Regions from separate parts of the Homo sapiens genome. Here region 2 is linked to region 1. Evidence: read pairs that join two places in POLR2A ChIA-PET (ENCODE). Cell type or tissue: Caco-2. All regions are shown on one strand. Links, peaks and the distances in the headings refer to the core of each region. The heading gives the core; the rest is flanking DNA.

The links. ChIA-PET counts read pairs that join two places held together with the same protein. Peaks named below come from ENCODE experiments on the same cell type or tissue, not always from the same donor. Only the 100,000 strongest peaks of a DNase experiment are listed, where the experiment ranks them.
Region 2: POLR2A ChIA-PET joins it to region 1 with 6 read pairs; 3 of 35 experiments call an interaction of 5 or more read pairs at or near these places.

Annotation. Positions count from the first base shown.
Region 1 is chr20:18,088,030-18,092,421 of GRCh38, forward strand. It overlaps the pseudogene RPL15P1. Among named protein-coding and RNA genes, the nearest start is that of OVOL2, 32 kb to the left of the region's middle. RefSeq lists an enhancer at 2,533-3,033. In Caco-2, for the core only: no CTCF peak of the experiment used is centred there; a DNase peak (open chromatin) is centred at 2,202.
Region 2 is chr20:18,150,630-18,155,021 of GRCh38, forward strand. KAT14 (lysine acetyltransferase 14) reads left to right here. Exons shown (of 11, transcript NM_001392073.1): 4 at 192-313. Among named protein-coding and RNA genes, the nearest start is that of PET117, 15 kb to the left of the region's middle. In Caco-2, for the core only: no CTCF peak of the experiment used is centred there; no DNase peak of the experiment used is centred there.

The DNA of each region.
Region 1 (4,392 bases), core at 165-4,164:
TCCATCTTCAAAGTCAGCAATGGCAAGCTGAATTCTCGTGTCCATCACTCCAACCTCCTCTTCTGCCTCTCTCTCCCACCATTTTTTTTTTTTTTTTTTTGAGACGGAATCTCACTCTGTCGCCCAGGTTGGAGTTCAGTGGCACAATCTTGGCTCACTGCAACCTCCGCCTCCCGGATTCAAGCAATTCTCCCTGCCTCAGCCTCCCGAGTAGCTGGGATTACAGGTGCCCACCACCACGCGCGGCTAATTTTTGTATTTTTAGTAGGGAGGGGGTTTCACCATGTTGTCTAGGCTGGTCTTGAACTCCTGACCTCAGGTGATCCGCCCACCTAGGTCTCCCAAAGTGCTAGGATTACACGCATGAGCCACTGAGCCCTGTTTTTTTTTTTTTCTTCCTTCCCTCCCTCCCTCTCTCCCTTCCTTCCTTCCTTCCTTCCTCCCTCCTTCTCTCCTTCCCTCCTTCCTTCCTTCCTTCCTTTCTTTCTTTCTTTCTTTCTTCTTTCTTTCTTTTCTTTTTTCTTTCTCTCTCCTTTTTCCTTTCTCTCTCTCTCTCTCTCCCCCCCGCCTCTTTCTCTCTCTCTCTTTCTTTCTTTCTTTCTTTGGTCTTGCTCTGTTGCCCAGGCTGGGGTGTAGTGATGCAATCTTGGCTCACTGCAACCTCTGTCTCCTGGTTCAGGTGATTCTCCTGCCCCAGCCACCCAAGTAGCTGGGACTACAGGCGGGTGCCACCACCCCTGGCTGATTTTTGTATTTTTTTGTAGAGACGGGGTCTCGTCATGTTGCCCAGGCTGTCTTCCACTTTTAAGGATCCTTATGAACACATTCGGTCTGCCTGGATATTCCAGGATAATCTCCCTATTTTAAAAATCAGTTGATTAGCTGGGTGATGTGGCTCACACCTGTAATCTCAGCACTTTGGGAGGCCAAGGCGGGTGGATCACTTGAGGACAGGAGTTCGAGACCAGCCTGCCCAACATGGTGAAACCCTGTCTCTATTAAAAATACAAAAATTAGGCGGGCCTGGTGGCACGTGCATGTAATCCCAACTACTTGGGAGGTTGAGGCAGGAGAATCGATTGAACAGGAGGAGGAGGTTGTGGTGAGCTGAGATCACGCCATTGCACTCCAGCCTGGGCGACAAGAGCGAAACTTCATCTAAAAACAAACAGTCCAGGCGCGATGGCTCATGCCTGTAATCCCAACACTTTGGGAAGACTAGACGGGCAGATCACCTGAGGTTGGGAGTTTGAGACTAGCCTGGCCAACATGGAAAAACCCCATTTCTACTAAAAATACAAAAATTGGCCAGGCATAGTGGCTCACACCTGTAGTCCTAGCTACTCTGGAGGCGGAGGCCCGAGAATTGCTTGAACCTGGGAGGTGGAGGTTGCAGTCAGCTGAGATCACACCACTGCATTCCAGCCCAGGCAAGAGAGTGAGACTCGGTCTCAAACAAGCAAACAAACAAAAAACTCGATAAACTCCTTACACAAAGACACATCTAAAATAAAGTGAAAACAAAGTTTGAAAAATTACCTTTTTAGAATGACTTAGGAGGGGGAAGTAGGGGTGAAGAGAAGTTGGATATACGCACAAAAATATAATTTGATAGAAGGAATGAGTTCTAGTCCAATAGTACAGTAGGGAAATCGTAGTTAATAATTAGTGTATATCTCAAAATAGCTAGAAGATAATTGTAACATTCCCAACACAAAGAAAAGATCAACGTTTCAGGTAATGGATATCCTCGTTACCCTAACTTAATCATTACACATTGTATGCATGTATCAAAATATCACATGTACTCTCAAAATATGTGTAACTATGATATATCAATTTTAAAAAGACAGAAAAAAAGGATTTAGGTCCAGTTTACCAGTGAAATCCTTCAAGTGTCCAAGTTATTAAGGATCAGCTAATTATTATGTAGTGTATGTCTCTACTGTATAAAATAACAATAAAAAACTTTTCAAAGCATTTTTGTTTTGTGTGAGACAGGGTCTCATTATTTTTTATTTTTATTTTTTGACTGTCCTAAATTGTTTATTAGGTATGAATTTTACAAACTTAAACTTTACTTATGTCAGTGGCAACAGTGGAGCTGGAGATTATCACATTTTCTCCAAGCTGCATGACGAGACCCACCAATAGTGTGGTGGAACTTAAGGCCCTTTCCAAGGCCATGGCTCTTTCGGCCTGCAGATGTCAGCCCACGTGTCTCCCTGGGCTTGTAGACTGATTGGTGATCCACTGGGTGTCAGGATTTCTTCTGACAGCTTAATGGAATGCATCAATGAGGATAACCTCAAAAAATTTGTATGTGAAATCTTCAACTCAGTAAGAATTCAGGACTCTTAGAGCCCCACAGTGGTGTCCAGCTTGCTCCTCTGCAATGGACTGAGGGTTCAAGCAAAGTTTAGCTGGTTAACACCATGATGTTCAGGCTTGCCGTAAGTTGCACCCTTAGGAACTGGGTGTTTTTGGCCATCACCGCACACATGAATCCTATATATAATGTAGCCTTGTAGTTCAGTCGGCGCACTTTATGGGGCCAAGTGGATTGGGGAGCCCTGTGGAGAGCAGAGGGCTGGCAGTACTGCCAGCAGCGGACCCTGAGAAGAAAGCGCATGAGATCAGACTGCTTCTCCCTCCATAGCTCCTGGATGTACTTGTATGCACCCACCGTGGCTTACCTGATGGCTACTGCCAGACAGAAAGGCGGGGTCTCACTCTTTTGCCCAAGCTGGAGTGCAGAGGCGTGATCATGGCTCACTGCAGCCTTGACCTCCTGGGCTCAAGCCTAAGTCTCCCGAGTAGCTGGGACTACAGGTGAGCACCACCATGCCTGGCTAATTTTTGTATTTTTTGTAGAGACAGGGTCTCACTATGTTGTACAGGCTGGTCTCAAACTCCTGGGCTCAAGCAATCTATTCACCTTAGCCTCCCCAAAGTGCTGGTATTATAGGCGTGAGCCACCACACCCAGCCAAAATATTTTCTGAAAGAAAACAAAATCAGAGGCCAGGCACGGTGGCTCATGCCTGTAATCCCAGCACTTTGGGAGGCCGAGGCGGGTGGATCACTTGAGGTCAGGAGTTCCAGACCAGTCTGGCCAACATGGCAAAACCCTGTCTCTACTAAAAATATAAAAATTAGCTGGGTGTGGTGGCATGCACCTGTAGTTGCAGCTACTCAGGAGGCTGAGGCAAGAGAATCGCTTGAACCCGGGAGGCGGAGGTTGCAGTGAGCCAAAATTGCACTACTGCACTCCAGCCCAGGTAACAGAGTACGATTCTGTCTGAAAGAAAGAAAGCAAGAAGGAAGGAAGGAAAGAAAGGAAGGAAGAAGAGAAGGAAAGAAAGAGAAAAAGAAAACAAAATCAGAAGAGCCAGACATCAAGAGCCAAGCAAATAGACCATAAAATACTTTTTAAAGTAAAATATATTTTTAAAAATATGGTTAATGCATCAAGAAAAAGAAATAAAGGTCTTCTTTTTAAAGTTACAAAGGTAACTAATAGAATTTAAGAATAAAATAATGGGAGAAATAGAGTAGATAAGTAGGGCATGTAAAGAGGTTAAATTGTCATACTCGTGTTGGGGAACTCATGGATGTTGTATATTTGTACATCAACAAATAAAAGAGTTGCCATTGCAGCCAAAATCTGTGGGGAATTTTGGTGCAGCGTCCAGCCACTCCACTCCCAGTGACAGCTCGGAGTTCTGTCTGGATATCTACCCTTTCCCAACCCTGTTCCACATGGTCTGGGTGGAGTTGTCTCAAATTCAGCTTATCTGTTCCTGCCCAATGAGTCAACCACGCCGTTTAAGAGCTTTAGCCTCTGGCCCAGGACTCTGTACCTGCAAAACCTTTCTTACTTTTGCAGGAGCCGTCCCTGTGAAATTGGGTATGTTTAATGTTAAGGGGAGCTCTGGGTACTGTTTTATTTCTGTGTTTATGGGCTTGATATTCTCCTTCATTTATCGGAAGAAGGAATGGCGTCTTTCCTAGATGGGCCAGAGAAGGCCCTAGTCCTTGCTATGGGAAAAGACTCCTGGTGGATGGGATGCGGGAAAGGAACAGGACATTTGTTGTCAGCACCCTGTGGCAGACACTGTCCATATGCCATGCACAACCCCGTGGCATGCACCCCTACACAATGACGGCTGCCTACTGCAAACACCTCCAAGTCCTCCTCTGCCGGAAGGTTCTCTCTCTCCCTCTCTCTACCCCTTCCTCCTCCCTGTCCCCACCCCCTTCCTTAAGAGCAAGCTAGGCTGGCAAATAGGGCAAGCTGAAAGTTCTGTATCAATGACAGATAAGGAGCTGTCGGGTTCGCACTGCAGCTTTCTCGCCCCTCTGTTGGGAGAACTCTGAAGCATCTTCTACA
Region 2 (4,392 bases), core at 319-4,318, 63 kb after region 1:
TGATAATCTAACGAAAGTAAAAAAGGAAGTAAATTCTACCCTGGGAATATTCCAAGATACCGTCCGTCCTTTGTTCGCTCTGTTCCCCACCATTCCTACTCAGAATATAAAACAGAAGAAGCTTTTCCCCCCTCAAGATTAACATCCCTAACCGTGCTGTTCTCCCACCTCTTGTTTCAATTGTGTTTCAGGTCGTCATGTTGGCAATGTACAACTTGTCTCTGGAAGGAAGTGGACGTCAAGGTTATTTCAGGTGGAAAGAAGATATCTGTGCTTTTATTGAGAAACATTGGACTTTTTTACTAGGGAATAGGTAATGTGTTTTTAAAAAATCTTATACTTCAAGGAATATGTAAAGAATGAAGTATACAGGATTTGAGACAGCCTAATGTAGACTTGTTAGAGATTTATTTTAATTTTTTTGAGATAGAGTCTCCCAGGCTGGAGTGCAGTGGCATGACCATAGCTCACTGCATCCTCAACCTCCTGGGCTCAAGTAGTCCTCCTGCATCAGCCTCCTGAGTAGCTGGGATTACAGGTGTGCACCAACATGCCTGGCTTATTTATTTATTTATTTATTTTTTGGAGGCAGAGTCTTGCTCTCTCCCCCAGGCTAGAGTGCAGTGGCGTGATCTCGGCACACTGCAACCGCCACCTCCCGGGTTCAAGCGATTCTCCTGCCTTAGCCTCCTGAGTAGCTGGGATTACAGGCACCTGCCACTATGCCCAGCTAATTTTTGTATTTTTAGTAGAGACGGGGTTTCACCATGTTGGCCAGGCTGGTCTTGAACTCCTGACCACAAGTGATCTGTCTGCCTCGGCTTCCCAAAGTGCTTGGATTACAGGCGTGAGCCACTGCGCCTGGCCTTATATTTTTGTAGAGACAGGGGTCTCGTGTTGTCTCAGGCTGGTTTTGAACTCCTGGGCTCAAACAGCTCTCCTGCCTTAGCCTTCCAAAGTGCTGGGATTATGGTGGGTGTGAATCACCGTTCCTTACCTTGTTAGAGATTTAGAGTGTTTACTTGTGGCAATTACGAAAATTTTTGAATTCCAGAGAATATTTTTACTTTTTTAAGATTAAAAAAAAAACTTGGCTGGGCGCAGTGGCTCATGCCTGTAATCCCAGCACTTTGGGAGGCCGAGGTGGGTGGATCACCTGAGGTCAGGAGTTCAAGACCAGCCTCGCCAACATGGTGAAACCCCATCTCTACTAAAATACAAAAATTAGCTGGGCGTGGTGGCAGGCAACTATAATCCCAGCTACTGAGGAGGCTGAGGCAGGAGAATTGCTTGAACCCAGGAGGTGGAGGTTGCAGTGAGCCAAGATTGCGCCATTGCACTCCAGCCTGGGCAACAGAGTGAGACTCCATCTCAAAAAAAAAAAAAAAAAGATGTTTGTTTCAACTGAACATGACGTTTTTTGAAGAAATTCTTAGAATGTTAAAAAATAAGAGTTGTATTACATGAGACTGTTCAAGAGTTGGATAAGTCAATATTTCACTTGAGGAGATAGGGTTATTATATTCTTTTAAGCTGTGTGTGGTGGGGCATGCCTGTTGTCCCAGCTACTCAGGAGACCAAGGTTGGAGGATCACTCGAGCCCAGGAGTTTGAAGCCAGCCTGGACAGTATAGTGAGACCCCCATCTCTTAGAAAACACCAACCAGGCTGGGCCCGGTAGCTCAGGCCTGTAATCCCAGCATTTTGGGAGGCCGAGGCGAGCAGATCACCTGAGGTCTGGAGTTCGAGACCAGCCTGGCCAACATGGTGAAACCCCATCTCTACTAAAAATACAGAAATTAGCTGGGCTTGGTGGCGGGTGCCCGTAATCCCAGCTACTCGGGAGGCTGAAGCAGGAGAATCGCTTGAACCTGGGAGGCGGAGGTTACAGTGAGCTGAGATGGGGCCACTTCACTCCAGCCTGGGTGACTCAGCGAGACTCCATCTCAAACAAACAAACAACCAACCAAAAAAAGAACCAAAACAGAGCAGTGCCTTCTAGGAGGACAAGACAGGAAAAATAATGGCAGTTACTGACTGCATCTATTTAGGTTGCCCTTAGTTAATAGAGTTTTGTATTACTAGTATTTGTTTTTAACTCTGTAAAGTAGACACTCTTTTTTATTTTTAACTATTTTTCATAGTGCTTAGCAAAGTCTGGGCACATCTGCATGTGGCTTGTTCATTGGTCACTGTGTTTATCATTGCGCTTTGAGTTTGCTGCTGTGTGCTCTCCCCAGTGGCTGCTTTGGTGCATTAGACTCGGGGATGCCGATGCACAGACCTTGCGACCATATATTTTCACTAAATGTCCACGTGGATCTATCAAGACTTTTATTGCTCTTGGGTACTTGTGAGTTTGCTACCACACTGGTGAATTTTTGTTTGAGATTCTGATTGTTAGTTGCTGTCTGAAGTCCTGTGTGAGATTCATGAATCTTACATAATGAGGTTAGTTTAGACATGACAAAGTCTTTGATCACTTCAGGTCAGGGCAGGGAGTTCATGCCTTTCCTCACTTGGGGTTCACTGCAGCCTCTGTTTCTTCAGAAGCTGAGGAATCACAGCTTTGCTCATGTTACTGAGAGTACGGGAGGGTAGTCAGAAGGAGGGTGACCTGCAGGCTGCTGTGAGAAAATGGAATAGACTCCCTACATTTTTGCAAAAGGGGTTATTTTAGTTCTTGAGCTATTTATTGGTGCTAAGAAAAGAATCGACACTATAACTGGTTCTTTCTCATAAGGAAAAGAAATCTGTTGTTTAGTTTAATGATTTAGCACTATTTATGGACCTTAATGTACCCCATTTATAAGGGATAAGAAAGGGAAAAAACTGATAAAATTGGATCTTGGAATGTTTTCATGATCTTCGAGTGCTGTCCTATTTAGTGGGTTATCTCCTGGAAAAAATTAGATTTAGATTGCCTGTTTTTAAAAATATTGCTGGATTTTAACAGAAGTTGTTTAAATGCTTCATTTGTTCATTTCTAGAGCATGTTCTGAGAGGAATCAGCTGAGCCTTATTTCTTTTTAACATGCCAATGAAAGGCATTAATTACTCTCCAGTTTCTGTGTAGTTTATTTAGTGTGTTGGCCATATTGGTATATCACCGGAATTATTATTTATTTGATCTTCCTATTTAAATCAAGTCACCTGAAAAATACATTAATTTTAAAAAGAAACTTAACATCACCATGGTAAGTGGGAAACCTATATAAATTGTCATAAGTAGAATGTAACAATAAAAATAAAACAATGCTGTTAAATTGTAGCTGGATCCCATGGCATATAATGGCAAGCCATGGCTTTCTTTTCCAGTCAAAAAGGGAGGCTGCTACAAGTGTTAATGAGAATTTAAAGCAGTAAACTTTCTTTTGATCTAACCAGAAGAAGCAAAAGAGAATTAGAAATCACTTTATGATTCTTGCCACCCGGTTTCATGCTACAGTGCTGCTCTTCACTTTGGGAACTCCACTTGAAATATCAGTGATTGGAGAAGTCCCCTGAAACCACTACCCCTGGGTAGTTACCACTTGCTCAGACATTTCTGTGTATGAATGTTAACAAGATTACCGTACCCCAGAGAAGCTGTCTGTAAAGAGCATTTATATTTAAGGTACACTTTTTTCATAGCTACTAAAGATTTTCATTCTGCTATCCATAGGACGTACTTTATTTATTTACTTACTTACTTATTTTTTTGAGACGGAGTCCTGCTCTGTCGTCCAGGCTGGAGTGCAGCGGCGTGATCTCGGCTCACTGCAACCTCCGCCTCCCAGGTTCAAGCAATTCTCCGGTCTCAGCCTCCGGAGTAGCTGCTACTGCATTAAGAACTAAAATTGACCAGTATTAACCGCAGTCTACTGTCTATGCCTTCCCTTGGAAACCACAAGCCTTTATTAGACTCCAGAGTCCCAAAATAGTTCCATCAGTCAGATTCTGCCAGTGCAACTGCTGTCCAGGCAGGAAGGCAAATGCTTCCTATCTGCCACCTTCCCAGAATCCTCGTAAAGTTGATTGAAGTGTAGATACTATGAATGTGTACTATCATATTTCATCAATTCTAAGATCCATTAACTTTAAGATACACCATTTTGTGTACAAATAAGAGCTAACTACCAATTAAATTATGACATATCAGTAACTATAAGATGTATCTAGCTGTCAGAGATGTCAAAATTTGCAAAATTACGTATCTTAAAATCAGTAAAATATGGTAGTAGAAGAAAATATTCAAGCTATTCTTCACTAATCAAAACTATACCTTCTGGAAGAATTCAAGGCCAGGACTGTAAAAGCAGATTAAATGAACAAATACTAGGCAATTATTCAGTAATAACTAAGTTTTCATATACTTTTTAACTTGTTTCTACAATGGTACATAAAATTATTT